Regions from separate parts of the Homo sapiens genome. Here region 2 is linked to region 1. Evidence: read pairs that join two places in POLR2A ChIA-PET (ENCODE). Cell type or tissue: B cell. All regions are shown on one strand. Each heading gives the region's core, and the rest is flanking DNA. Links, peaks and the distances in the headings are about the cores only.

What was found. ChIA-PET counts read pairs that join two places held together with the same protein. Peaks named below come from ENCODE experiments on the same cell type or tissue, not always from the same donor. Only the 100,000 strongest peaks of a DNase experiment are listed, where the experiment ranks them.
Region 2: POLR2A ChIA-PET joins it to region 1 with 12 read pairs; 2 of 35 experiments call an interaction of 5 or more read pairs at or near these places.

What each region holds. Positions count from the first base shown.
Region 1 is chr6:148,694,758-148,710,087 of GRCh38, reverse strand. No RefSeq gene overlaps it. Among named protein-coding and RNA genes, the nearest start is that of UST, 45 kb to the left of the region's middle. In B cell, for the core only: no CTCF peak of the experiment used is centred there; a DNase peak (open chromatin) is centred at 9,097; H3K4me3 peaks cover 1,106 bases; H3K27ac peaks cover 688 bases.
Region 2 is chr6:149,047,472-149,062,801 of GRCh38, reverse strand. All of the region lies in intron 7 of UST (uronyl 2-sulfotransferase), which reads right to left. Among named protein-coding and RNA genes, the nearest start is that of UST-AS2, 22 kb to the right of the region's middle. RefSeq lists an enhancer at 8,268-8,387. In B cell, for the core only: no CTCF peak of the experiment used is centred there; DNase peaks (open chromatin) are centred at 7,041 and 7,816; H3K4me3 peaks cover 380 bases; H3K27ac peaks cover 844 bases.

The sequences.
Region 1 (15,330 bases), core at 4,590-12,589:
ATTCATTTTTTTAAAAAAAGATTTATGAAACATTCAGAGCATGACATAGTTTAATTATACACCCTTCCACAAGAAGGTTAAAGAAAAATACCATTCTTTATTGGCTAACTCTTAGTTATTGTACAAGTCTCTGCCAAATGTCATTTCCTCTGAGAATCCTTTCCTGATCCCCTGAGTTTGGATTAGGTGCCCTTCTGCTGTGTTCTCCTAGCATCATGAATTTACCTCTAGTTGCAGGTTATGGGAACAGCCTGTTTCTTTCTCTCTCTTCCTACCGTACTGTAAACTCTTTGAGGATAGGGTCATGCTTTGTTCATCAAAACATCCTGGCATTAGCCCAGCCCTGCTCCAAATAAGGGCTCTGTGTCTATTTGTTGAATGAATAGATAAATCATCTCTATAAAAGCCACTAGCTCACTATTAAAAGTAATGGGGAAAAACACAGTTACTTTTGCACCAACCAAAGAGATAATTGTAAAATAGGCTTTAGAAAAATGCAAGGGGTGGCCAGGCATGGTGGCTTATGCCTGTAATCCCAGCACTTTGGGAAGTCAAGGTGGGAGGATTGCTTGAGCTTAGAAGTTTGAGACCAGCCCGGGCAACAGGGAGATCCTATCTCTATAAAAAAATAAAGAATTAGCCAGGCGTGGTGGCATGTACCTGTGGTCCAAGCTACTTGGGAGGCTTAGGTTAGAGGATCACTTGAACTTGGGAGGTTGAGGTGGCAGTGAGCTGTGATTATGGCACTGCACTCCAGCCCAAGTGACAGAGCAAGACTCTGTCTCAAAAAGAAAGAAAGAAAAGAAAGAAAATGCAAGGGTTTCCGTCCTAATTTTATTAAATCAAAAGAAAGAGGAAAAAAAAAAGAAGTAAAAGGCTAGAGTTTTTCAAATTGCCCATGTGTTAGAAATGTTGGAAACATTTTAAAAATATTCAGAACACTAAAGCAAAACAATACATTTTGCCAAGAAGGAAACAAGAATGTGACATTAAAATTAGCATTGCCATTCTAGAATTTGAAAGGCAAATATCAGAGGAATTTTTGAGGAGGACAATAAAAGCTTTTGTTAACATGGAATAGAATAAGTACATACATAGTACATACAGAGAATTTGTTGAAATTACTTCATTTTATGCACACAGGCTAGTGAGCCCATTTTGGCACTTTTATTTGTTGTTGTCTTTGTCCAAAATCATGTGCTCTGAGGAAAACTATGAATTGCTTTAAACATTAACAGATGCTGGATTTAAAGAGTGATCAACTTCTAAACTGCTGATTACCATGGAAAAAGTAAATACATATTCTCTGTTCTGTACCAAGTTTGAAGCTATTATACTATGAAGAGGCTTCTTATGTTTGAGAACACGTAAAATATGTGACACAAAAGCAGTGGCTTCACGGCTGTTCATTTTCCCTTTGTATTTGGAATTGGTTGATGTCAACCAATTTTTGCTGTAATGTACCCAACATGATGATAATAGCTAACAGTTATTGAGCGCTTACTATGTGCCCCGTATTGTTCTATAACATGTGCACGTATTAGTTCATTTAAGCATCATAATAACTTAATGGGAAGTATTATCCCCCTTTTACAGATGATGAATTTGTGGAGAGAAATTTGGCTAAGGACACAAGCTAGTAGCTGAGGCATCTGGAATTTGAACTAAAGCTGTCTTGCCCTAGAGCCTGAGTTCTGAGTTGCAATAAAAGCCAACTTGGTTCAAGTTAGCAGAAAAGAGAGCTGTTCAAAGAATAGTGGGCAGCCCACAGAATTTTGGGAATGCTGGAGAGCTAGGCACTGGACTGGACAGCCAGGAACAATCCCAGAAACCCCAGCGCAGAGCAGCTCTGGTGAGAAAACCACTGTGGTGGCCCCAAGCACTGACCACTAGATGTTTGATACACCAGATACAATCAACCATTTCCTTGCTTTTGACATGAACATGCAACAGAAAGTCTTTTACTCTTTTTTATTTTTATAATCAAATTGAATATGTATCACTATTTCACCAATGTCATTCCACTTTCCACTGAAGCAGAAAATTGTATTTATCAGTGTTTAATGAATGAACTGGATCATATAGGCATGGTGGAAATGGTTCTGTATGGTGAAATATTGTTTCTGAGCTAAAGAGGTCAGGATGCGGCCTAGGGGAAGAACGATGTGGGAAAACACTCCGATTTTCCTGTGTTTTAAAATCCTTGTTATATTTTCTCCATCATGTTTGGGGAGCCACTCGTATGTGAGGTCAGGTAACAAAGGCTATTCTTTTTGTTTGTTTGTTTGTTTTTTAGTAAAGGGGTCTCACTGTATTGCTCAGGCTGGAGTGCAGTGGCACAATCATAGCTCGCTGCAGCCTGGAACTCCTGGGCTTAAGCGACCCTCCTGACAAAGGTTGATTTTAAGAGACAAGAAACCCCTAGGAGCAGGGCTTTTATGAAAGGTCAGGTGCAGAGTTAATTACACCCCCTATCCACAGCATGCAGGGGCTGGAGAGCCAATTGTATGAATCTCTTCCCCAATTTCACATTCAGTGACACCATATTGGTGGCTCAAAATAGGTTAATAAATAGTGGGGATATTGATCATAGACCATGGAATTTGGCAAACACCCCGAGAGCACCAATTATTAAACATTTACCAGCAAGAGAACTGCTAGAGTGAAAAATCAACGAGGTCCATACACAGTGTTTCCTTCAAAGAAAACAGCATCTGAAGAGTCATGGAGGAGGATTGTGATGGTTACTATTGAGTGTCAACTTGACTGGATGGAAGGATGCAAAGTATTGTTCCTGGGTGTGTCTGTGATGGTGTTGCCAAAGGAGATTAACATTTGAGTCAATGGACTGGGAGAGGCAGACCCACCCTCAGTCTGGATGGGCACCTTCTAATCAGCTGCCAGCATGGCTAGAATAAAGCAGGTAGAAGAATGTGGAAGGTCTTGACTTGCTGAGTCTTCCAGCCTCCATCTTTCTCCCGTACTGGATGCTTCCTGCCCTCGAACATCATCAGACTCCAAGTTCTTCAGCTTTTGGACTCCTGGACTTACACCAGTGGTTTGCCAGGGGTTCTCTGGCCTTTGGCCACAGACTGAAGCCTGCACTGTGAGCTTCCCTACTTTTGAGGTTTTGGGACTCAGACTAATCCACCACTGGCTTTCTTGCTCCTCAGCTTGCAGATGGCTTATCATAGGACTTTACCTTGTGACTGTGTGAGTCAAATCCCCTTAATAAACACCCTTTCATATATACATTTATCCTATTAGTTCTGTCACTCTAGAGAACCCTGACTAATACAAGGATGAACCTTAAGCTCCCTAGAGACATTTATTTTAAAATGAATAGCTACAATAGTGTCACCAGTGATATACTTTAACAACACATGGAGTTTAGATTTCAATGTATTATAGTTCATAAGCTGAAAATATATTCAGAGTCAAAGAACTCTAAGAATTTTGACTTGGAGGATGGAAAACAAGAAAGAGACAAAAATGGAAGAAAATAATATTCTCAGTAAGCAGTAACAACCAGAGCACTAAACTAAGAATGCATCAATCAAGATGTTACTGATTACTCTAAGAAATGAACAAATCACCGTCAGCCCAATGCATGCAGATTCCTCTCTCCTTCTACTTGAATCTGCTCCCACTGAGCTGCTCCTAACGGGAGGAACAGCCTAGCATCCCAGCACAGTCTGCAGATGAAGACATGAGGTGGTGAGGGGTGTCAGGGAGAACCACGAGCCTTGATGGGGCTAAAGAAGTCAAAATAAATTCTCTACTTTGTAGCCCAAAGTGGTACCCAGTGATCAAGAAGAAAAGCAGAGTTCGATTTTACATCCCTTATGGTTTCTTTTCGGATTATCCACAGGTTGCCTGGCCTTGGTGGAAGTCGCTGCACATCTGTGCTCCGTCTGTCAGATGTTATGGCAATGTTCAATGTGTCCAACAATTGTGTCCTGAGGCTCCAGTAGCCTCCATCACATAAGCCAAGTGGACACAGGGCAGTCATTCTCCAGAACTCACTAGACATGCTGTCTTACCTTGGGATTTCTAGACACATTTGTATGTATGGGAGAACACACCATCACTCCAAACATGAGGGTCAGTGAATGGTGCTTTTCTATTGCAGGCTTCTGGGACTGCCTGGCTGATACCATTCGTGTCTGATGGAGGGAGTCTTATGTGATGGCTGTCTCCCTCTCTGATGCCATTATATTCGCCATCTTGGGCTGCCTTAACAAAATAACATAGACTGGGGGCCTTAAACCACAAAAACATATTTTCTCGATGTTCTGGAGGCTGGAAATCCAAGATCAAGGTTCTGGTGACTTGGTTTCTGGTGAGGAATCTCTGGCTTGCAGACGGTCACCTGGTCACCTTCTCACTGTGTCCCCACATGGCCTTTCCTCAGTGCACGCTCATGGTGGGGGAATGGGGAGAGAGCTCTGGGTGTCTCTTCTCCTAGGGACACTAATCCTATCAGATCGGGGTCAACTCTTATGACCTTACTGTATCTTAATGAATTCTTCAAGGCCCCTTTCCAAATACGGCAACACTGGAGGTTAGGACTTCAAAACATGAATTTTGGGGGGAACACAGACATTTAGTTCCTAACAGCGACTGACCACAGCATCCTGGGATAGAGTGTCACTCAGCATTCTGGGATAGAGTGTCACTCAAGATCTGGAGACAAGTGCTGAGCACAGCATCTCTCATTATTGAATATTAGGATGCCTGTGGATTTTCAGCTGAGTTTTCCCACATAATGAGGAAAGAAGCCAAAGAGAGATATCCTTTTTGGTGCCTGAATAGTCAGGACTGAGGACAATGGGGGAAGATGATACGAATAAAGGTGCGAGATCCAAAAAGGGCGAGTGGGGAAAATTCTACGTGAAGACTTTCATCTGGTCCATTACCCCTCTACAAAGGGTTTTTTCACTCAGGCCCAGAGTTACTCTTGGGGCCGTGTGGCTGGGAGTACAAACAAAGCAGGCCCTGCTGGGAAGTCAGGAAGCCTCTGCCCACATCTATGCTAGAACATCTTACTACAGAATATAAAGGGGAACTTGCCATGCTGTACTGTGGTACCCCAGGCAGTGAGGCCAAGGAAAAACTAAAAGGCTTTTTAAATGATCCCTAACTTTTAAAATTAGGGATAAAAATATCTTTTTTTTAATTTTTAAATTTTATTTATTTATTTTAGAAACAGGGTCTTGCTCTGTTGCCCCAGCTGCAGTGCATTGGCACAATCATAGCTCACTGCAGCCTTGAACTCCTGGGCTCAAGCAGGAATATCAATTTTAAAACAATTAATGGTATTAACATAAAAAATTAATACTATTAAAATATTTATTAATTAATTAAAATTAAGAGTCATACTTTAAAAAATATTTCTTTAATTAAAACACAATTCTTACTTCTTCTTTCAGAGAAATCCCAACTCTGCAACCCCAGTGATAAGTCCCCAGCCAGGTCCTTGGAGTTGTCATGGAAACACGTGCAGTGCCTGCCATCTGAGTACCTGGGTGTTACTCTGGATGCTTTCACTGGGGAGCTAAGCCCGAGACCACCTCAGTTGTGCTTCACCAGCTCTTTCCTTTTCTTTGAGCAGTCTGATTATTTTTGTTGTTGTTTGCTAACATGTGGGCTTTGCCCACTATCTAATTATTACATTCCATCATTACAGAGGCTGAGTCTGGACTAGCTATTTGAATGAAAGGCAATGTTTTATACTGACATTTTAATCAGTGGAACTTTCTGTCATAAAATCTCTATGAGACAGTCATGATTTGCTAAAACTAATATACATCTTTTGTACAGCCTGGCATCTGTGTATAATTGACCGATTTATTAGATGTTTGTGGTTCATTGATTTTCTAGACAGGAAAAAAAATTGGATTGCAGTTTCTAACTGCTGTTTTCCTCAAATTGATCATGTTGGCTCTCATAAATGTTCCCTTTGTGCTCATGTTCTTACTGTTGCAAAAAAGAAACTGTATTATATGCAGTGTGGTGTCACTGGCCTTGGATTTAGAGTCGGAGTTGTTTTTTTCTTCCTCCTGCAGAAGCTAGCTCTTTTTTTGTTGTTGCAAAGTCTTTTAAAGACAGTTTTATTCAGAGAAATTTTCCTTACAAAAGGCTGCTTCTTCTCTGAGTATACATCTCTTCAGTTAAGCATTATTCCTATAAGGGAAATTTTCTGAAAGCTACTTTGCTTGATTTACAATGATGCCAAAAAGATAGAATTATTGACAATTGATTTTGAGATGATATCCAAGACAAAGATGACTTTCAGAAAATTTTTCTTTATGCTATTGCTGATAATAAGACATTTCTGGCTTAGATGGGAGTTTTAGAAAAAGAAGCCACGGTGTTAAAGCATCAGGACACAAAATGATTAAAAGCTAACAGTTGTCCCTGTTTCCTTGCATAAAATACGATGCAACATACAGGGTAAGGCAAGCCATGTTTAATAGACATGAGTTTAGAATTATTGACCATTTTTGGATGCATGGGAAAAAAAAAGCTAGAAGTAAAAACAAACAAGGAGAAAAGAGAAACAGAGGAAAATATGTTTTAATTCATTCGATGAAACCAGCCTAACCTTAATGCCAAAACCAGATGAAGGCATTACAGGAAAGGAAAACAATAGACTAGTATCTCTCAGGAAAATGGATGCAAAAATCGTCAACAAAATATTAGTAAATTGAATCCAACAATGTATAAAACAAACAATACACCATGACCAAATGGGATTTACTCCAGATATGCAGGACTAGTTCAATGTTTGAAAATCATAATGTATTCAATCACAACAACAGGCTAAAGAAGAAAAATTATATGATCATATCAATAGATGCAGAAAAAGAATTTAACAAAATCCACCATCCACTTACGGTAAAAACTCCAAGCAAACTAGGAATAGAGGGAAACTTTCTCAAACTGATAAAGGACATGTACAAAAAATCTACAGCTAACTTCATACTTAATGAAGAGAAACTAGATGCTTTCCTTTTAATTTAGGAAGGCAAGGATATCTGCTCTCACCAGTCTTATTTTAGATCATGCTGGAAGTCCTAACTAGTGCAATAAGACAAGAAAAAGAAATTAAAAGCATACAGATTGGGAAGAAAGAAATAAAGCTGTCTTCGTATATAGATGGTATGATTGTCTGTGTAGAAAATCCGAAAGAATCAGCAACAACAAAAATCCCCTTCTGGAATTAGTAAGCTATTATGTAAACGTTGGCAGATACAAGATTAATATTTAAAAGTTAATTGCTTTCTTACATATCAACAATGAACAACTGGAATTTGAAATTAAGAAATAATGCCATTTACATTCACACCAAAAAATGGGTATAAATCTAACAAAATATGTATAAGATTTATATGATAAAAGCTATAAACCTCTGATGAAAGAAACCAAAGAATATATGAATAAATGGAGAGATACACCATGGACATGGATAAGATTTAATATTGTCAAATATCCCTTCTTCCCAACTGGATCTATAGATTAAATGAAATTACAATCCAAATACCAGTAAAGGTTTAAAAATTTTTTTTAATTTTGACAAACTAGTTCTAAAGTTTGTATGGAAAGGCAAAAGACCCAGAATAGCCAACCCAGTATTGGGTTTCATTAAGTAAGAAAGAAAAGAATACAATCAGAGGCCTTACACTATCCAACTCCAGGAAGTACTATAAAGCTACAATAATCAAGACAGCATGGTATTGGTGAAAGAATAGACAGATAAGTGGAGCAGAGTACAGAGCCTAGAAATAGATCCAAACAAATAAGGTCAACTGATATTTGATGAATGAGAAAAGTCAATTTAGTGGAAAAAAGATAGTCTTTTCCACAAACGGTGTGTGGGAGTGGGGAAGGTGAATATAGGAGCTCTGTATTTTCTGCCCAGTTTTTCTGTAAGCCTAAAATTGCTAAAAGAAATGAAGTCTATTAATTTTTTAAAAATCGATTCCAAAGAAAGGGTAAAGGGAGAGATATAATCATATAACCATATAAACTTTGGGGTAAGACAGAAGCTTTGACATTAAACACATGAACACACTAGAAGAGGCTTAAATACATGAAAAAAAATACTAGGAACATCTATATTTTGTAGTAGATTGGGTCAAACCCCAAAATGGCAGGAAAAGAAGCAGCCAGAAAGGAAAATAACATACCCACTCAAAATAAATGAAAAATAACAACCACTACAAGGCAATCAAATGAGTATTCTAAAGGGCCATGATATAAGCAAAAACACAAATAAGCCTTAAAAAAATCACCCTCACTGAGACTGTGTACAAGCTGGGTCAACAGCCCACTATACAGGTGTCCTATGAAAACCAATTACAGCAGCCCTTTCCAGCTCAGGGGATGCTTCCTGAGCCTTTGCCTCAATCTCAGTAGAATATTTGAAAACCTAGAGGACTCTGGAGCCAGACAGAGCATGTTCCAAGTCTGGATTCCCATGTACTAATGGATGCTCTTGGGCAGAAAATAACCTCTCAAAGACCGTAAACCAGGGCAGTCAAGCAGAGACTTGGCGTCCAGGCCCTCTGGTCACACTGCATGGGTCAAATTCTAGTTCTGTCTCTCCATGGAGGTGAGACCATGAGAATCCAATGAGAAAATAAACATGCATTTTGGCCGTTCATCTGATCTGGTTTCTACTCCATTGCTTACCACATAGATTCTTTCTATGGTTGGCCCCCTTGCATTGCCAGTTCATTTGGACAAGACAGATGATATTATTTTCGTTTCACACCCAGGATGCTGCCTCTTGTCTCTCTTTCATCCTTTCATACAATGCTGCTTCTGTCTCCTGCCCAGGTCTCCGGGTCTCCGAATTCCAGCCAAGAATCAGTGTGCTGATGCTGCTTGCTTTGAAAAGGAGAGTAGCTCCTGTGAACTGAACCTAACACACCAGAATCAAGGCAGCATCATTGTATCTGCAAGATTAGGGTAACAATTATTTACAACTCAGTAGGAAAAGATAAAGAAAACATTCTCTATGTAGTGGCAATGTGGAAGTTCAAACAAAATGAAAATGAAACTAACTTATTTACACAAATAAGAGCCCTAGGCGGTTACTGACAGGCAGCTATGCAGGTCGTGACATAGGCAATGCGTATTGAACAGGCTCCTGAATCTAAGGAAAGTGGGGGGAATACGGCCTCTCTGCCTCTGGCTGCGGGACTACACAGCTGGCAGCCGACAGTAGGAGCAATTTTGCATCTGCTTTTTTACAGCCCAGTGACTGGGCAGGATTTTATGGCCAATAGCAGTAAAAATCTGGCAACTATATATTTGGAGCCCAGAAATTGAATCACCAAAACAATCCAGGGAAAAAAAAATAGAAAAGTGGTAGAAATGAAATTCACCCAATCATTAGAAAATAAGACAAGAGTATTTTTAAAATATAGAAGTTTGGGACAAGGGCAAAGTTTGGCTCTAAAACAGAAAGGGAATTTTTTAAAATGCAAAAAGGCTTGGGGAAAGGAGCACCATGGAGCATTTCCAAAGCTTTAGGGAATGAATGAGACGTATTTCAGAAAAACCCAAAATTGCACAATTGCTTTTGGGAATTAATACAAGATTAAATTAGAGATGTAAAAATAAAGGAACAATGAAAACAGAGTGACTAATTTCTCTGTATGTGAAATAAATATTTGCTTTCTTAAGGGAAGAAAAGAAAAAAGAATGAAAAAAATCACAAGTATTCAAGGAGAAGACTTTTTATTAAAAAAAAAAAACTTACAGCACTAAAAACTATCCCAATATTTATTAACATCCAGCTAATTAAAATCATGACACTAGAGGTCAGCCTCCTAATTCTGAACAAATTATATTTACTATACTATCATATCAGTGAAGTTTATAAGCAGCAGGTCCATGAAGTCATTGCCATTATTATTTTAATTATTGGTAATAACGGTAGTAGATGTTGCTTTTTAGTGAAGAACTAGGTTAGCAGAGTAAAAGGTCTGACCTAGATTCTCTGAACTATTGTCAAGAGTATTTGCTCATGTCAGAAGAATTTTTAACATCTAAATAATTTATTTAGAAGAGAAATTTCTTGTTGAATAATCACATTTTAACAGCCTACTCTCAAAGTTCAAGAATTTTCTCTCTGCCTAGCATTTCTGAGTACAGACTCTGATACCAGGATTCCTGGGCTCAAATCCTACCTGTTTCTGATTTGTTGCCCAACCTTAGGCAAATCACCCATTCGCTGCACCTGTTTCTTCATCCATAACCTCAGGGTGTTAATAGCATGTACTCTATAAGGTTGCTGTGAAGATGAAGAGAGTTAACATAGGGGAGGATCCTTGGAAGCCAGGGGAGGATCCTTGGAAGCCAGAAGTTTGAGACCAGTCTAGACAACAAAGTGAGACCCCTCATTTCTACAAAAAACTTTAAAAAAAATTAGCCAGATGCAATGGCACATGCCTATAATCCCAGCTGCTCAGGAGGCTGAAGCAGGAGGATCACTTGAGCCCATGAGCCCAGGAGTTCGAGGCTGCAGTGAGCTATGATCGCACCACCCGCACTCTAGCCTGGAGATAGGCCTTGCCTTTGAAAAAAAAGAGCAAGACCCTGTCTTTGAAAAAAAAAAAAACAACTCAAAATATGTAAATCCTTTAGAGAAGTGAACAAAGTAACTGAAGGGTCAAAAAAAGAAGAGCAGTAGATCATGGATTTAACTGCTTAAGAAATACCTCTCCAACCCACCCCTTTCACCCTGAGCCCATGCGTGGTGCCCAAGAAGTCCAGATATTCTCCCATGCCCTAGCAGGGTCTGCAGTAGATCTTCCAGGAAGTGCTCCAGAGGAAGCCAAGGAGGCTCTGAAGCAAGGCTGAGAGGTGAATCCTCTCCAGCCAGCCTGACCCTAAATAGAGGTGGGCCTGGGAGGAAACTGCAGCAGTGTTGAGAGGTGACAGCATGCTGGCAGCCCTCATAGCCCTCGCTTGCTCTCGGTGCCTCCTCGGCCTTGGCGCCCGCTCTGGCTGCACTTGAGGAGCCCTTCAGCCTGCCGCTGCGCTGTGGGAGCCCCTTTCTGGGCTGGCCAAGGCCAGAGCCAGTTCCCTCAGCTTGCCGTGAGGTGTGGAGGGAGAGGCGCGGGTGGCAACCGGGGCTGCATGCTGTGCTTGCGGGGCCAGCGCCAGTTCCGGGTGGGCGTGGGCTCGGAGGGCCCCCCACTCGGAGTGGCCTGCCGGCCCCGCCAGTCCCGGGCAGTGAGGGGCTTACCACCTGGGCCAGCAGCTGCTGTGCTCAATTTCTCACCCGGCCTTAGCTGCCTCCCCCAGGGGCAGGGCTCCGGACCTGCAGCCCACCATGCCTGAGCCTCCCGCCCACTCTGTGGGCTCCTGTGCGGCCGGATCCTCCCTGATGATCGCCGCCCTCTGCTCCACGGCGCCCAGTCCCATCGACCACCCAAGGGCTGAGGAGTGCGGGCGCATGGCGGTGAGAGGTGACAGCGTGCTGGCAGTCCTCACAGCCCTCGCTCGCTCTCGGCACCTCCTCTGCCTGGGCTCCCACTTTGGTGGCACTTGAAGAGCCCTTCAAGCCACTGCTGCACTGTGGGAGCCCCTTTCTGGGCTGGCCAAGGCTGGAGCTGGCTCCCTCAGCTTGCAGGGAGGTGTGGAGGGAGAGGCGCCAGCAGGAACCGGGGCTGCGCACGACGCTTGCGGGCCAGCTGGAGTTCCGGGTGGGCGTGGGCTTTGTAGGCCCCGCACTTGGAGCAGCCGGTGGGCTCTGCCGGCCCCCAGCAATGAGGGGCTTAGCACCCAGGCCAGCATCTGCAGGGGGTGTACTGGGTCCCCCAGCAGTGCCGGCCCACTGGCACTGTGCTCGATTTCTCACTGGGCCTTAGCTGCCTCCCAAGGGGCAGGGCTCGGGACCTGCAGCCCGCCATGCCTGAGCCTCCCCCGACTCTGTCGGCTCCTGTGCAGCCGGAGCCTCCCTGACCAGCCCCGCCCCCTGCTCCAGGGCGTCCGGTCCCATCGACCACCCAAGGGCTGAGAAGCACGGGCACACCACGCAGGACTGGCAGGCAGCTCCACCTGTAGCCCCCGTGCAAGAGCTACTGGGTGAAGCCAGCTGGGCTCCTGAGTCTGGTGGGGATGTGGAGAACCTTTATGTCTAGCTAAGGGATTGTAAATACACGAATCAGCACTCTGTATCCAGCTCGAGGTTTGTAAACACACCAATCAGCACCCTGTGTCTAGCTCAGGATTTTTGAATGCACCAATCGACACTCTGTTCCTAGCTACTCCGGTGGGGGCTTGGAGAACCTTTGTGTGGACACTCTGTATCTAGCTAATCTGGTGGGGATGTGCGAAGCTTTGTGTCTAGCTCAGGGATTGTAAACGCACCAATCAGTGCCCTGTCAAAACAGACCACTCGGCTCTACCGATCAGCAGGATGTGGGTGGGGCCAGATAAGAGAATAAAAGCAGGCTGCCCCAGCCAGCAGTGGCAACCCAATGGGATCCCCTTCCACACTGCGGAAGCTTTATTGTTTCGCTCTTTGCAATAAATCTTGCTGCTGCTCACTCTTTGGGTCCACACTGCCTTTATGAGCTGTAACACTCACCGGAAAGGTCTGCAGCTTCACTCCTAAAGCCAGCGAGACCACGAACCTACCAGGAGGAAGAACAACTCCAGACGCGCCGCCTTAAGAGCTGTAACACTCACTGTGAAGGTCCGCAGCTTCACTCCTGAGCCAGCGAGACCATGAACTCCACCAGAAGGAAGAAACTCTGAACACATCGGAACATCAGAAGGAAGAAACTCTGGACACGCCACCTTTAAGAACTGTAACACTCACCATGAGGGTCCATGGCTTCATTCCTGAAGTCAGTGAGACCAAGAACCCACCAATTCCGGACACAGCAGGACTGGCAGGCAGCTCCACCTGTGGCCCCGGTGGGGGATCTACTGGGTGAAGCCAGCTGGGCTTCTGAGTCTGGTGGGGACTTGGAGAACCTTTATGTCTAGCTAAGGGATTGTAAATACACCAATCAGCACTCTGTATCTAGCTCAAGGTTTGTAAACACACCAATCAGCACTGTGTCTAGCTCAGGGTTTGTGAATGCACCAATCGACACTCTGTATCTAGCTACTCTGGTGGGGACTGGGAGAACCTTTGCGTCCATACTCTGTACCTAGCTAATCTAGTGGGGACATGGAGAACTTTTGTGTCTAGCCCAGGGATTGTAAATGCACCAATCAGCACCCTGTAAAAAGGGACCAATCAGCTCCCTGTCAAAATGGACCAATCGGCTCTGTAAAATGGACCAATCAGCAGGATGTGGGTGGGACCAGATAAGAGAATAAAAGCAGGCTGTCCGAGCCAGCAGTGGCAACCCGCTCTGGTCCCCTTCAACACTGTGGAAGCTGTGTTTTTTTGCTGTTTGCAATAAATCTTGCTGCTGCTCACTCTTTGGGTCCACACTGCCTTTATGAGCTGTAACACTCACCACGAAGTTCTGCAGCTTCACTCCTGAAGCCAGTGAGACCACGAACCCACCGGGAGGAACGAACAACTCCAGACGCGGCGCCTTAAGAGCTGTAACACTCACCGCGAAGGTCCGCAGCTACACTCCTGAGCCAGCAAGACCATGAACCCACCAGAAGAAAGAAACTCCAAGCACATTCGAACATCAGAAGGAACAAACTCTGGACACGACTCCTTTAAAAACTGTAACACTCACCACCAGGGTCCACGGCTTCATTCTTAAAGTCAGTGAGACCAAGAACCCACCAATTCCGGACACAGTGTGAAGCCTAAGTAGCAGGGCAGGTGACCCTGGGCTTCGATCATGCTGAAAACAAAATGGAAGGTACTCCAGTGGAGCCATTTGGGCAGCAGACACATTGAGGGCAGGACCCCGTGCCCAATGACTTAGAGGGCTGGGCTGCCCATAAGCCAAAAGTCAACAGGCACAGCAGTGACTGCCTAATAGCCCTCAGACCAAAGGATCCTCATCGAAATGGACAATCTTCAGGAAACGTCCACCAGCACCTAAATGTTACCAGGAAAAGGGAAGGAGGAGAGATGGGCACCGAGAGTCCGAGCGTGGATTCATAGAGAGACTGGGTTATGTTTTAAATCTGAATCAAGCTAGTCTTAAATGGCAAAATTAAGTTTTTTCAACTATCAGTAGAAATGGAGGTTTAACAGAAAGTCAAGATCAGTCGTTAAAAAATAAAGAGAAACTGGCCAGGGTAGCACTTCTCAGAGCGTCAGTTCCGACTAAAGTGGTGATCGTTTCAGTTTGCCCAGGATGGTCCTGCTAGGCGCTTGTCCCAGGGAGATCAGTGGCTCCCCTTTCACTCTCAGCAGGTTTTGATTGAGATGATTTTAAGGTTTCCCTAGTCATGACCTGCTCAATTTCTAATGCTTTGTCTAGGATTGCTGAGGGTTGTTAACGCAGGTTTATACCACGGAATAACAACAATTCTAAATGACAAAATGGAGCTGTGCCTCGAATGGGGTGCAGAGCAGAGGTGAGTTCTCAGAACCAAGAGCAATATTGAAAACAAAGCTGTCAGCTCTCCTGGAGGACCTGGAGAAGAGCTTCACCTAGCATGCAGCCCAAGGTGAATTAGACAGACTGGACTAAATATTTAAAGAAAAGCATTCTATGGATAATTTGTCTGGATTTTTTCAGGATGGTATGATTTTCTCCAGGGATGACCGTGACAAAGTGATGCTTGCGGCAATAACCAGAGCCATTGAAAGACAACCTGGAGCCAGACAGGGGCCAGCCAGGTAAGCAACACACTCACCTGTCCTCACGGCCTCTGCCAGGGGCCCTTGAATGAGGCGAGCCAGAAAGAGGGGGACATGACAGAGGCTGAGAAGGGGATGGAAGTCCTGAGATGGAATTTGTTTTTTTGAAAAAAGTAGAAGGATGAGGAGACAGAGCAGGTGCCCAGCCTGGAAGGCTGTTCCGCAGGGGTGAGGAGACCTGGGGAAGTTGGATTTCACCAGACACAGCACAGTATGCCCAGCACACTAGGGCCCTGCCATCGAGTGCCAGTGTCCTAGGCCCTATTGTTCTTATGGAACATGAGGCTGCAACCCTCATCCCTGACACACCCAGAGACTCTTTGATATTCATTTTCAGAACTTCTCTTCCCCTCCTCTGTCCCAACAACGGAAGTTTTCTAGCCAGACACTTGACTTGTAGGAATTAGACCCCCAGGGGCCCCCACCTCGGAGATAAGTTGGATAAATGTGTTTATAACTGGACAGGGAAGGGGTCTGCTGCCTCCATGCCCAGATCTTTGGCCACAGCAGTGAGCTTA
Region 2 (15,330 bases), core at 3,503-11,502, 350 kb before region 1:
CCCAGAGGTCACAAGACCAGCTCAAGGCTGTACAGCCAGGACATTTCAGTCCAAGCACTGGAAAGTGGGCTTTCTGATTCTCAGCCTTGCACCTTTTTGCTACACCACAGGCTGTTAATTTCCAAATTGAGTGGAAATCTATAACCACCCACTTCTCCTTGCCCTGTGTGTATTCTGGCATTCAGGGAATCCATTGAAAAGAAGGGCTTGAGTGTTCTAAGATGAGGGGAATGCTTTGGTAAGTCTGGGAGGATCTGGTGAAAAACTTGCAAGCCAGCAAAAATGTTTTCACACTGAAAGGGACTGTGTCTTTTTCATTTTTAGTTCCCCAGTGTCCAGCTCCATGCCTGGCACCTAACCACCCTCCATAAATGTTTGTTGATTTGAAACCTGTATTTTAAATCCATCTGCAAGACTGGATTAACCCAAAGGGCAACTTTCAGTGTTGACTATGCATACTTCACTTTTTAGCTAAATTCCTTCCTTAGTTGAGGGTCCTTCCTGAGCAAACTTTCCATTTCTGGAAATTGAATTTCTGGATAGTAGGCTGACAGAGAAGGTTTGGATCACAGGTTGTTCTGGAGAGGTAGTGGTATTTGCTTTTCTTAGCCACTCTGTTGAAGAACATTATGTTATGGTGACAGAACGCTTGCAAATACTTAGCCAAGCTTAAGACATGCCATGATAAGGAAGGTTCACCACAAACACAAATAGCTATGTAGAAGCCACCGTCTTGCAGCTAATGAATTTGTGCTGGGTGTGATATTTACCCCAGCCATTAACTGAAGATTCAAACACTGTTGGGTAAAAAGACATTTATTTGTGTGACCTGACTTTGCTGTATGAATGCTGGTCAGTTACTTAATTTGCCATCACTTTTGGTACTTTTTAGTGATGTTTCTCCATTAGCAAAATGAAAGTGTTTTATTTAGAAGGAAAACAGTCATTCAATCACATCCATTTGACCTATGTGCCAAGGACTTTGCTGTGGATACAATGTGAACTGTGGCTCTTTGGTCAGTCTTGAACACTTCCTGGTGGAAGAACTTAGCCCGGGCTTTTGGGAGTATCCACAGAAAGCTGGTGGCTCAGGGAAAAGGCTGCAGGGAAAAAGTTCTACTGGGACCTTGGAAACACATCTCTGCCCGGCACCAGGCACACCCATCTGCATGAAATGCATATGTCAGTGGATTGCACACAGATTCTGGTTTGCCAACTCAGGGGCTCCTCCCAATGCCCTGCCAAACAAACACTAGCTTAACTTCTGGATGTGAATGATAAATATCACTCGCCAGTAACCTGTCTGCATGCAAGACTGGGCAGTGACAAGCACGATGTGCTCACTGCCCAAGATTTTGCTTTGATTTTGTTTTACTGCCCAAGATCTGAACATTTTTTGCAAACATAGCAGCTTCTCTACCTCTGCTGCATTGACATATGTTTGAACTGGTTCATAATCTTCAGTACTCCTAAAAGTCCCTTTAATGTAAATAGAAAGGAAATCACAGACCTGTTCCTGGGAGTCCCACTTCCCACCTCTCTTCATCTGTCAAACATGCATAATGGAAAAACGATGTAGCCCTGGCTCTGGGCCAGAATAAACAATCTGGAAATACTGTATAAACCCAGCTGCTGCACCGGAGGACAGAGGCCTCGCTTTATGACCTCCGAGATGGTTAACCATACGCAAAATAACAAAAGCTCACCACCAACTTGCAGTGTATTTTGATGCTGGGCTGGCTCTGGCATTCCTTTCCTTGATCCGAGTGTATGCACACTCCGCGCTGACCAGAGCCCTCTTCCCTTAACAATCTGCACTTGTTTTAACCTGGTCCAGCAGAGATTATGTGCACCAAACAAATACTAGTTTAATAACAACCAAAAGAGGGGCCAAAGTTTACCAGCGAAAAAAAATAAGCATGGACAAAAGACAGGCACCAGTTCTACAGCTTCAGGGGAGCTGAGTGGTGATCAACTGAGAGGCCTTGCTGTTTTAAGAAGCGCCCTGTCTAAGAAACTGACTTACTCATCTCAGGTTAGATTACAGCCAGAGATTCCCAGCACACGGGGATAAAGCACACTTTCTCAGGCAACAGGTGTGCCGAAAGTCACGGTCAAGTGGAGCACTCGGCAGTGGGAGAGGAAGTACCGTCGGTGTACTCCCCAGGGTTGGCAAACGCCTGCCACCTCCATTCCCATACAGCCCTGCACCACGCTGGCCGCTCCCAAAACTGTGTGAACATGATGCTTGTCACAGATAGAGTAAACTCATTTCCTGAATTATAGGGGAGGCCATACAGTTCAAAGAGATGAAATACAGCTGCAGGGCCGCCGGACTCCCTAGGGCTGCCTCCAGCGGAAATGAATGTGTGTCACTGCGGCTCACAGCGATATGTGCTGGGCTGGCCGGGCCAGCGCTACATTTGCCACTCAGATATGATCGATGGCATGTTAAGACCACCTTCCTGGTGGTATGGCCATGAAGGGAGAAAAGAACAAAAAGCACTTCATGGCTGCCTTGGTGCTGAGGGTTGATAAAGTAAACAGAAAACTTTTGGGGTGTGTTTTGCAGTCTTTTATTCAGATCTGGAAATATAAATAATTAAAAATAATTTGAGATCACTTGGACCTTCAAGAGAATCTTTGATCTATGTAGCCAAGTAAAAGTTCATGATTTACTTTCTTGTTGTTTAAAAATGCAGAAACCGCTAGGTTCCTTTGATGAAAGAGAATGAAGGGTTTCTAATGCACACACTTTGCTTGGATTTTTGGAAGCAGGGAACACAGTAAAAGGAACCAGGAAGAGAAAGTATTGGTCTGTGTGGGGTAGGTCGCTGAGGGCCCACCAAGACCAGGGCACTGGGCCCCTGTGGAATGGAAATCAGCCCGGAGGAGGAATGCATTTTCAGAAACATCACGGAGGCGGGTCCTAACCCCATGGAATTGGAGATGAGGGCAGCTGTTGGACGGGCTTCTAGGTTATTGCCTGGGGCTTCTAGGTTATTGCCTGGGGGATTCAACTCCACACTACTTATGCTCAGAATCTGCTGAAATTGCTAGCGGGGGTGGGCGGTGGTGGTAGTTAGTTATTTTCTTGCCTGGATTCTTTTTGCTTAGTCATCAATGCTGTACTGAGCACCGACTAAGCTCAATGCTTGATTCCAGGAAATAAGAGAAATAAAATAAAATAAAAGCTAAAAACACAGGCTCTTTCTTCTAGAAGGAGTACACAATAAAGGGAGAAGCAAATGTGCAATCCTTCCAACAACTTCCTGGGCAATCTGGAGATCTCTGTTTCACTGCGGATGGGAAGGATGCTCCTCACAGTGGGGCACCACAGGAGGGAGAGAAAGGGGGATCACAAGGAGGTGGCATTGATGGCCGCAGATGTCCACCTTTCGTGTCCTTCTGCAGAGCCAGGTGAACACCCTGCCGGACAAACTTAATGTGCAACAAATCACCGGAAGGGCCCGACACTTGTAGAGGTTTCGGTTCATGAGTTGCTGATCAGCATCCCAGCTTCTGTTGATGTGGGAGCCTCCCAACCTCACCCTCAGATCCTAATGCCTAGACTTGAACATGACAGGGCTGGAGGAGATGGCCAAGCTCAACTCCTCCTGGCCCAGACACACACGCTGAGGGTAATGAGTCCTGGGGTGGCTTCAGTTCCCTCCACAACCACCCCCCTAAGTCAGCAGCTCTGGCTTCCTGGCTTTCCCTGCTGCCTGTATTTACCGAATGAAGGGCAAGTTGCTATGTTTCTTTTCTCCCCAAGTTCGGCATCATGGCCCAGACCATTAAAAAGCTGACATATTTGTTTGAAAGTATGTGCTACGGTAAATACATATTTGTTTGAAAGTATGTGCTACGGTAAAATTTGTTTGAAAGTATGTGCTACGTGTGTGTTTTCCTCAGCACAGTTTTTACCACTAAAATACCGGCTTATATATGAGGATGGCAATAAAAGAAGGATTTATTTTCACAACAACAATTGAAGCAGATATTTCTGTTTAAAAATATCTACTTCTAAAAAAAACTTATTGGGAGAATTACTATGTCTTTATCAACAAAATGTATCTCTTTCTTAAAATATACTTTTAATTTGATATAAGTATTGAGAAATGTGTTTTTATTACGTTTGTTACTTTATTTGAAATCGTATTATGAAGGCCAGACCCAGTGACTGATAAGGATATCCTGATCAAACTGGTTTTTCATCTGGATAAAGAAGATCAAGAGAAATACTATTGCAGCAGTTCTAAATTCTTTTGGTATCTGACAATTTCATAAGCTCTGCTTTTGCTTTATGGACAGGATTCTTTTTCTCTACTCCTCATAGTCTGTGTGGCATTTGCAGGCCTAGGGTACTTCTCTCTCTCCCTCTCTTACACACAGACACACGCGCGCGCACATACACACACACACACACACACACACACACACACACACACACACATGCTCCTCCTTTGGCAGGGAGGAGGCCCTCTCCTGAAATCACACTTCATTACCTACATCTAGCCCTGATGATGTTAAAGCCAGTTGCTGACACCGTCACTCTGGGCACTCCACAGATGGTGATATGACCACAGGACAGTTCTTTGTCTCATTTTTTCATGTTGGTCTATTACTTTTTCTTCTCTGGGGTTTCGTACAGATCAAGCTACTATCTAGATCCACACAGGATCATCAGAAAGCCCTTGGGAAGTTTATAAGCTTTGAGCTTTAAACCTTATTTCTTGGAGAAAAATAATTTAAAACATAAACATTTATTTTTCTGATTGTGATGTACCCATATAAACATACTATGTACATGTATACATGATGTGCAGATATATGTATATACTTACCTATATGTACATATACACATATGCAAATACATAGTAAAGTTTTTAGGAAACTTAGGAAAACAAGAATATAAAATAACTTTTAATCAAGCCACAGTTATTACTGTAGTAGTACATTTCCTTCTAGTCTTTTTCTTATTTATGCCTATTCATTGTAAAACACATCTGTGCTATATTGTTTATTTAGTTTTATCATCTTTAAAATTTAACTAACCATGACCATTTCTCCTATATCTTTAATTATTACCAATTACATTTTGCAATGTGTTTTTATATGCTCCATTTTATAGATGCCTTAAAGGTCATATAACCATCTGCTACTGTTAGATGATTGGGTTTTCTGTTTCTATGACTCAATAATATCAGATGCACATCCTTGTTCATAAGCGATCATGTGCCTTTTTGCTTGTTTCCCTAAGGTCAATGGCAGCTTCAGATATTGAGCAGTAACTTTTCTTCTTATAGCTGATAAGGTCTTCAATTCTGCCAACTCTAAGATACCACTTATCTTCTATTGTCAGAGATCCTGAAACTTTAAGACATTTATTTTATTGTTACATGAAATCAATCTATCACCTACCTTGCTAAAGTTTCAAAATGCACAGGGCCTTTTGAAAATCCTGCATCTCCTGACTCTGAGAATGTAAAGGAGTACAGCAGTGCCCTTAATATGGGAGTATGGTTGCTCGTAAAACATTTAGTGCACTTGAAATTCTTAGCAAATTACACCACATGATGACTACAATCACGGAGACGAAATCTTTTCTCATTTTTGGATTCTATGAACTGGGTACTCAGATAGGGCTATCACAGAACTTTGTATTTTTATAGTTAATTCAAAATGCATTTTCTTTAACAGAATGTATCCTATTGCATTTTTTGTTTTAAGATTATATTAGTCACAATCATCAGCCTCAGTGAGTGAACCAATGGTGAGTCTCAAGAGCCAACAACCTGGATGTTCTCTCTGGAATGTTAAACATGGGGAAATTTTGATAAACCCTTGAAGGGCTGTGAATGAAGCAGCTGTTCATGGAGGCCGAACATGTAGATAAGTGAGATATTTAACCTTCTGTCCAGGCATTAAGAAGTTAGGTTAATAGGAGGTGCTACTCAAAATAACCATTCCCAAGTCAGGAAAGTGTGAAATGAAGTTCCAAGGATGCTGTCAATTCTACTGGGAGAGTTTGCAATGTTACTTTAAAATTAAATGTACTTTATCTGGGCAACCTGTAGCCCACTGGTAGTACTCAGTCTTAGGGGAATGCAAATTAACAGCCCTACCTCTTCCTTCTCTCCCTGTTAAAAATCAGATTTGCAACTGCACACTAAATAAGACAGTGTGAATATCTAAAAACATCCAAATTGCTTTAACCAGGCAAAACTCTAAGAAAAAATGAGATGAAACTGCAACCTTCCCATTTGTATAGGAGGCCCATTTGTTTTGCTTAAGGAAAGTTTGAAATTGATAAGCTAATGTCAGTAGACACCAGGACCATGTGAGGGAAAAATCCCTGGGTATCATGGCTATGACTTTGAAAAGCAGGGGTAGGCCGGGTGCGGTGGCTTAGGCCTGTAATCCCAGCACTTTGAGAGGCCAAGGTGGTGGATCACTTGAGGTCAGGAATTTGAGACCAGCTTGGCCAACATGGCAAAACCTCGTGTCCACTAAAAATGCAAAAATTAGCTGGGCATGGTGGTGCATGCCTGTAATCCCAGCCACTCAGGAGGCTGAGAGTCGCTTGAACCCGGGAGGCAGAGGTTGCAGTGAGCTAACGCCACCGCACTGCAGCGACATAGCGAGACCCCATTTCAAAAAAAAAAAAAAAAAAAAAAAAAAGAAAAGAAAAGAAAAGCAGAGTAACAGAGTTAAATGTTTGATATGGATACTGATATACTATAAAAATGTTATAGACATATTAAAACTTGCAAATGCAGCCTGGGAAAAAAATTAAAACATTTTAATTTTTCTGACATGAGAGAAGAAACAGAGAAGAGCACTGACATGCATTAGGTTTTAGGTCAACAACAGGCTATAAATGAAGGTAGTTGCGATGACTTCTTGAGCTGAACTTTCATGGCCAATGGCTGTGAGAAACTGCAGAAGCTTCTGATGTCAGATGGAAGAGAAGGGACTGATTGTCAGGTTAGACTTTTGATGCAGCACAAGCATGAAATTGTGGTGCAATGCACTGACCATTAACCACCAGCCTTCCCCTTTGATAAGACATGGGTGGGAGTGATAAAGGGGAAATGAAAAAGAAACAATCAGCCAATGCTAGAAAGGCCATTATGTGAATTAGAAGCAGGTAAGAAAGAGGTGCTAGTGTTACTAAGAAACGTGCTCAAAGGTATCATTAGGTTCCGTTAGGATTGGTTCACTTTGGAAACTGCATTAGAGACAGGTGGGGGAGGGGACAGGAGAAACGGGTAACTTGAATGACATTCAAAGCATTCTTAAAAAGTGTGTTCAATGAATGGAAAATCAAAGATGTTTGAAAGAGAAAAGTCAACAAATGGAAAAGCTGTAACCCATTCCATTTTAGTTTAGTTTTATTGGGGCATGAAATGAAATTTCATAATGTTCTAAAAACAACAACTTAACTGCATAAAACTGAATAAGTGAACCGGCATTAAATCCATACTGTATTTTTTAAAATCTCATTTTGATATAATAATAGTAACTGGTTAGTTAGGTCATAGTCCTCTTCCTCAAGTCACGCACAGTTAAAGAAATATTTCTAAAAATTTCTAATTGCTCCTACATTCTAGCAAAACCATACATCGACTTGCTGGTTGATTTATGACTTTCTAGTAACCTTTACTCTCAAATGGCTTCTACCAAATGATTTATTTACTTGGTCTATGCTGAGGTAACCTCCTGGCTGGGCTGACTGCCGTCCTTTCAGCTCGAAGTGTAAAGGATTGAGTCCCCTCACTAAGACATTTCTTGAGTTTCTGTGAGAGCTGTGGGTTCTCATGCGATAAACCATGAGTCTTAGGTTCAATTTTGAAATGTCTCTCTTTCAGATTGCTTGAGCCGGGGAGGTCTAGGCTGCAGTGAGCTGTGACTGCACCACTGTACTCCAGTCTGGGCAACAGAGTGAGACCTTGTCCAAAACAAACAATAAACAAACACCCAGAACAAATAAAAAATGTCTCTCCTTCCTCGTCATTTCTCTTTGGAGAAAAAAGAAAATCTTTGACAATTTCTGACCCACTGAACAATGTAAAGTGGCAAAGTTTCACACTTTTGCCAAAGGCTTCTAATTTCAAGCCTTTTTCTGGTCCACGGTGGTGCTTCACCTCACTCTTGTCTTTCCTGCCCAGTTTCCTCTCTTAGATTACAAACTTAATCTACTAAATGCCTGCCCCCCGACAATAGCAGAGTTTTATAAGATCTGTATAAAGTCATTAGTTTTCCCATTAAGCATCGGTGTCCCCCAACTCCAGCCTGTAAGATGCACACAGTATCTGGAACCACAGAAGATTGCTAAGACAATGTTAGGTGTCTGACACCTTTTAGCTATAAGTGCAAGATGATGTGGTTGAACATCAAAGGCTGTGGAACATGCAACCAGGAATCAGCATATCCTCATTGAAAACTTTTACACCATTTCTACCAAAAAAGATTAAATTCTAATTGAATGCTACTTACTCATCACTTCTTGAGTTTTACATGTGACAATAAAATGAAGGCCTACTGGTTACTGGTTGGCTAGAAGGGAAAGCAAGTGAAAGCTCTTTGGCTCTTCTTTGGGTAGATTTAATTCTACCGCACCCCCCTCCCTTTCTGAACATTTACAAAACCCTCAAGTACTTTTCTTTCCCTCCTTCTCCATTTTTTTCCCACGAGGTCCAAAGTCCCAGGGAGGGAGCTGCTGGGCATGGGGGGATGGGGTGAGAATAGGGTAGGGAACCACAGCTGCTCTCAAATTGTGCTGGTGTCTTGGACAGGGGTGACAGATGGTGGCAGGAGAGCCATTATTCCCACCCTGCCAAGCTCATGACAGCCATTTCACAGAGGTCACGGCCAGGCTCCACCTGACAATACTTGTGCCAATGTTTCTAAGCTTCTGTGACCAACTGTCCAAAAAGGCACTAGATATGAGCCCCAATTCTTGTACTTTTTAGCTGAGAGAATGCTTTGAAGGCTTTTCAACCATCAGGCTTCTGTGCATTCCCTGAGGTATTTAGACCCGGTGCTTCGATAAATTAGTGGTTGCAACTGAGCACATAATTCCTTATATCCACTTAGAATGTTTATGAGATAATTAGTTCTCAATTTCATACAGCACCATCGGTTCACCTCCTGATCAGACAGATACATGAGTGGCTATTTTTTTGGAAGTATGGCAAACATAGTTGAAGTCAGTTGACATTAGGTTATACCTCATAGAGCATATAGTAAATAAGTCATATCCATAATTGTCATAGAAAAAACACACAACACATAAGTTTGGGTTTATAGCCACAAAGAGGAACATAGAAGACAGGGAAAAATATGACCCTGAACATGAGCATGGAATGTTTTCAAACTTATTGATATTCACAGTCTTTATTCATAGCATCTTGATGGGATTCATGAGTAACAAAGGGCTTTGTGGAAATATCTGAAGGCCAATAATTCTTTTTAACAGACTAACAAGACCAAATTACTATTAAATTGATTTCAGTAGTTGGTAACCGTACTTATTTCTGGTAGACTACATATTTCAATAAACAACTTTAAAAACAAATGTCACTGAATGTCAATTCACTATAAATTTAACAGTGAATATGTCATAAAATATTTTTATATCTAAACAACTAAAATAATAATAGGACCCTAAAAAGACTTTTAAAAAGTGTTCATTAATCAAGTTTTGTTCTATATGATAAATGATGTACTCTAAGAATTTCTAAAACTCCAATAGATACTTGCTGTAACTAAACTGGAAAGGGTTCCCATTTTTGCTTTGCTATTTTAGAAAAATAAGGAGTATTCCTTGGATTGTTTGCTTTCTTAAATTCCACTCTCCGATTCATTAAAACCCTTATGAAAACCAAAGTTGCTGACATGACTGAAACAAATGGCTTTACTGTTAACCAGATTGAGTCTTTGCAAGCACTTTATTAAAGCGATTTTAGTAATTCCAACTAGTAAAGTCTTCCCCCACCAACAAAAAAATAAAACAAAGTAACACATTTAGAATATCAATGAACATCACCTCAACAGAACCACTAAGCTTTCCAGAAACACTGTGTTCTTGAGAATTCAGCAGAATAACATTTCATAGAATCCTACTTTTCTAGCTACCCCATCTCCCTCAGATAATCATGTTTTAGATTTTGCCCTTTTCAGAGAGAGAGAGAGAGAGAGAGACCAGTTAAGAGCTTACGAGCACGGGGTTGCAAGTCACCTGGGCCTGGGTTGAATGTTCAATCACTTGAGTGCTGCTAGCGACCAGCTCAGTAACATAGAAGCGTTATGAATCATCTCTAAGTTGGTGGTTTCCTTATCTGTACAATGGACATAATAATAGTATCTTCCTCACAGGGTTGTTCTTAGGATTAAATGAAATAGTACATCTAAAGGACTTAACAAGATTCCTGAGACACAAGAAGCTCCCAATGAGTGTTAAATATAATAACAACAACTATTAATATTATGACTGTTATCCTCAAAATATATTCCCTTGAAACATCAGTATTCTGCCACTGAAATAGAAAAATGCTAATCTCCCCAAATGAAACAATTAATTTCAATTTAGTTGAAACTTAATGTGTTAATGATACTTTATGAAATTACAGACATCAAGACTTTGAGATGCTCTGCTCCTATAAAATTTTAAGGTCTGGTGGTTCAGTGAAAGTAAAGATTCATATCCCTTACAGTATACATGTGCATTTATAGATCAACTTTCCCCACCTATACATTCATTAGGTGCATAAAATTCCAAAGCACTTCTTGATCATGAATACCGTATAATCTATAATTATTTAATTCTGTAAAAATGTCAAAAATATATTTTGGATGTTTCACATATTTTCCCCTCCCTAATAGAGTTCCATTTGGGTAGTACTATCTCTTTTCTATTCATTTTTTATCTTCTACTATATCTTCTTGCCTGTATTAGGTAAATAATAAACATTCAAAAATCATTCATGACTGCAGCATCTGAAACACTTTAATAAAAAAGGAAGAAAAGTAAAGTTTTGTCAGACACCCCCCCATCGCCACTGCAATAGCTGGATGGTTTAGGGCAAAGAGAAAATGCAGTCAGATACAAAGTGGAGATACAAAGGGGAAACCATAGCCTGCTGAGATCAGGAACTGTGCCATTCAATCCTCTGCTCAATTTCCTGGGCTATGTAGTTTAGGCAAAACCAATTCAGGTTTGCTTTCTTACGGAATGACATGCTATTTAACTAAGTAATGAAATGCACAGAGGATCCACTTAAGATCTTGGGTCAAAAGACCCAATGATGCCCCTGAATTGGTGTTAGAAAAATCAGGACCATTTGCAGGCCCGTCACTTCTCTGTATTGGCCTTTCCACTTTTTCCAGAATGCTCGCCACCACTTGGCAGAGGCGCCCATGGGGTTCAGAGGGCCTGCCTGACTTTCTACATCATGTCTGGTCAGCTGCATCTTTCACAGGGATGACCAGTGTGTGGCTGTAAGCTGTTGTGGAATTCTCTCCTCTTGAGCACAGATGTTTCTCCATCGATATGGCTGTGAAATTGAGATCGCAATGACTATTAAATGAGACTTTTCTTGGCTGCTGAGTCCAAGCTCATGGAATCCATATTTCACCGTGGAGGCTTCTGGTCGATGCTGGTCTGTGGCCCTCACTCTTAGCATTATTCCTCAACTCCACCATCTTTCCCTGGGTTACCTGATCTGTGTCTCTAGACTGAAGCCACCTGATGTTCCCAGAGCTTGTATTGCTTGTGCCTTCTGCCCAACTGCCATCCCTGCCTAGATAACCACCTGCCCAGCAGTCTCCCTGGCTCTGGCCCCACAATTAGCCTTGGCATGTGGGCCTTTACAACACTTTCAACAAAGGAAAGAATTAGGAAGAGATGCTAAAATAGTCAGTCACACCATAGTCCAAATCAAATGGAAGAAAAGGCACACCAATTCACCTCCACATCCAGTATTCTAACATCTTCTGACTCTCAATGTTTTTGTACAATTCGTGATTTATTTTCTAAAAACTCAGAATCAATTTATATTTACCAGGGGCATGATGGTTTTGGCTAATATGTATCCAAAGAAAAGTCCAAAGTTTTATTTTTGTCATTTTATTTTGGAGGATAAAGTATAATGAGGAATATACTTTATTGAAAAATATCAAGCCTAAACTTCACTCCTCAATAATGCTGGTGTTTACCTCTCAGAAAGGATCCTCATCAGTCACTAGAAAAAGCAAATAGGCAAATGTCATTTTAACATTCCTTGTGGTATGTAATGGGAGGGAGGTTGACTAGAGTTGGTGTGTCCACACTTACCAAACATAAATCAATGGCTTCAAGATATCACAGCATGAAGACTTTATTAGGTGCCATCTGTAATCACTCAATGAAAAACAAATAAAGGATGCATATTTCAACCTCAGTTCTTGATATGAAAATAGCTGATGAGTCCCCATCCGATTTGCTAAACCATCATTATAATATTTAATCTTACTACTACAGTGACTTGTGAGGAGGAGGGTGTGTCAGCTACTGCAGAGTTAAGACAGACAATGTGTTTTCAGATTCAAGACAGTTATGCTGCAATGGAAAAGATCTATGAGCTACCTTCTTGTAATTCAATTATTTTAAATACCTGCATTCAGGCCTGGAAAGCCAAGTCCTGCCCTTAATGGTGTTTGTACCGTAGTTCATATGGTAGATAAAATGTCAAGATTATTAAAGAGTTAAGTACAGAATTATAGAACTTTAGTATTTCAGGGCTAGAAATCTACACACATTTTATAGCTTCTGTATACAAGAAAGGGCCACGTGTGTGTGTGTGTGTGTGTGTGTGTGTGTGTGTGAGAGAGAGAGAGAGAGAGAGAGACAAGGTGAGTTTTTAAAAAACTACTGGCTAGAATTTGCCAGGTGAACTGATGAAATCCAAAGGACAGTTGCCAAAAAGAGGTTAGATATCTTAGAGAGAGGGGCTGGTAAAGGGACAAAAAGTGGAACCCAGGATTTTGTGTGCACACAACTGTGCTGCCCCCTCGAGAATGATGTTCTTTACTTGCCCCATTTTCATCAGTGTTGCTGCGGGTGCAGGAAAAGAACACGGAAGAGAGAGGGATAAAAATTCTGTGTGCTCCCAGCAATTCCACAGTAAGCCAGTGGGCTCTCCTTCTGCTTCCATATAATTTTTATCTGAACATTCAATTATTTTCCTAAAATTCATGCTTTTCCCATAATTTAAAATGCTACATGCTTACTATCTAACAGTTGGGAAATGAAGAAAATAAATTACTAATAATCCCACCACCCAAAGATATGACTAACAACATCAACATTCTGAGCATTTCAATTTAATCATTTCCTGTGCTCACGTAGTTTTTCTAGTAAAACTGGTATCATATTGTAAATACGATTTACTATTCTTTTCTCCTTTACTTCATGTCACATCATATTTCAAGCAATCAGCTATGTCATTTAACTGTTTTTGGTATATCAAAATGTATTTAGCTATTCTTCTATTTTTACAGTTGTCTTTTTATTGTGCAATGGTAAACTATCCTGTGAGGAACATCCTTATAATAGTTTTTATGTACCTGTATGATTTTTTTTTCTAGCATTGAAATGGGTCAAAGATTGTAAACATTATTTCCTCACCAAGAAATCAAAGAATCACTTACATTTAATTAACACATCAATTTTAATATACAATTTGATGAGTTTTGACAGCTATATATACCTATGCCCCTACTACCACAATCAAGGTACAGGATTTTTCTATCAGTTCTGCAGCTATGGGCATTTTGAAGGCTTTTAAGATGTATCACTAACTTGCTCTTTACCCCAGGGGTTAACAATGTGCTCTCCCTCTAGGAGTCTCCTGAGGCGCCATTTCTCTTCATCCTCATCATCGGGGACTCCACGACTGCTCAGTGTTTGTTCACATAACAGACAATAATAATTTCATAGAAAATATGGTCTCATTTTAATATGCACTTCTTAGATTATGAATGTGGTTGGGCTTATTTCTTAGTGTATTTGTTGGTAACTTGTATTTCTCTTTCTCCATTGTTTTCTGTTAGTGATTTTCTTATGGATTTGTAAAAAATGCTTCATGTTTTGGTAAAATATAATCATATGATATCATTGTTGCAAATATTTTGCCAACTTAAGTATGTTTTAAACATGCTTAAAGTTTCAATTAAACATATTTATTCTTTACTGTGTCTCTCTCTCTCTTTTTTTTTTTTTTGGAGACAGTCTCACTCTATTGCCCAGGCTGGAATGCAGTGGCCCCATCTCGGCTCACTACAACCTCTGCCCCCCAGGTTCAAGCGATTCTCCTGCCTCAGCGTCCTGAGTAGCTGGGATTACAGGCATCCGCCACCACACCCAGCTGATTTTTGTATTTTTTAGTATAGATGGGGTTTTGGTCAGGCTGGTCTCGAACTCCTGACCTCAAGTGATCCACTTGCCTCGGCCTCCTAAAGTGCTAGGATTACATGCATGAGCCACCATGCCAGCCCTTTACTTTCTCCTTGTATAAATATGTGTTTTACTGCTTTTATGCTTAGTAAATCCTTAGCAAAACCCCATCCCCCCAAAAAACAGTCAACTATATTTTCCTCTATTCCTTTCATATTTTCATTAAAAAAAAAATGAACTCTTTAGACCATCTGGAATTTATTAAGGCCCATGATATAAGGAGACTATTTTTTCCCTAAACATTTAGCTAACTAATTTACACCTTTATTTATTCTTTCTTTTTAATGATCTTTACCAGAGAGCACATTACCTTTTGCATTAGCAACTGTTTCTGTTACTGTTTCACTGACTTGTCTATCTGAGCTTGTGCTTTTACACCATTATTTTAAACCCAAGAGCTTTCTAGTATTTTTGAATCTTGTTGGGCAAATCTCCTCTCATTACTTTAAAAAAAGATCACTGGCCATGTCACTTGTTTATTTTTTCCAGATGAGCTTGAGAATCACTTTAAGCTAAAAAAAAATACTTTAAATTATATGCTCATGTGAGGAAAATGGCATTTTTGTGATATTCCATATTTTCATGCATGAACATGGTCTGTCCTCTTGGTTTGCATTTCTTTGGTTGTTGTTGTTCCCAAAGTAAAGTTTGGTGCTCACATTTCAAGTAGAAATTCTGGGCTAGAATTTCTCACAAGGGCTTGAACTGTTAATGAAAAACTCTGACCTCATTTAAGTATCCCAAAATGGCCAAGGGGTGGGAGAACACATAAGATTAGATTTCAGAGAGCCAAAAGGACTTTTAAATTTTGAAATGCTCCATAAATGATT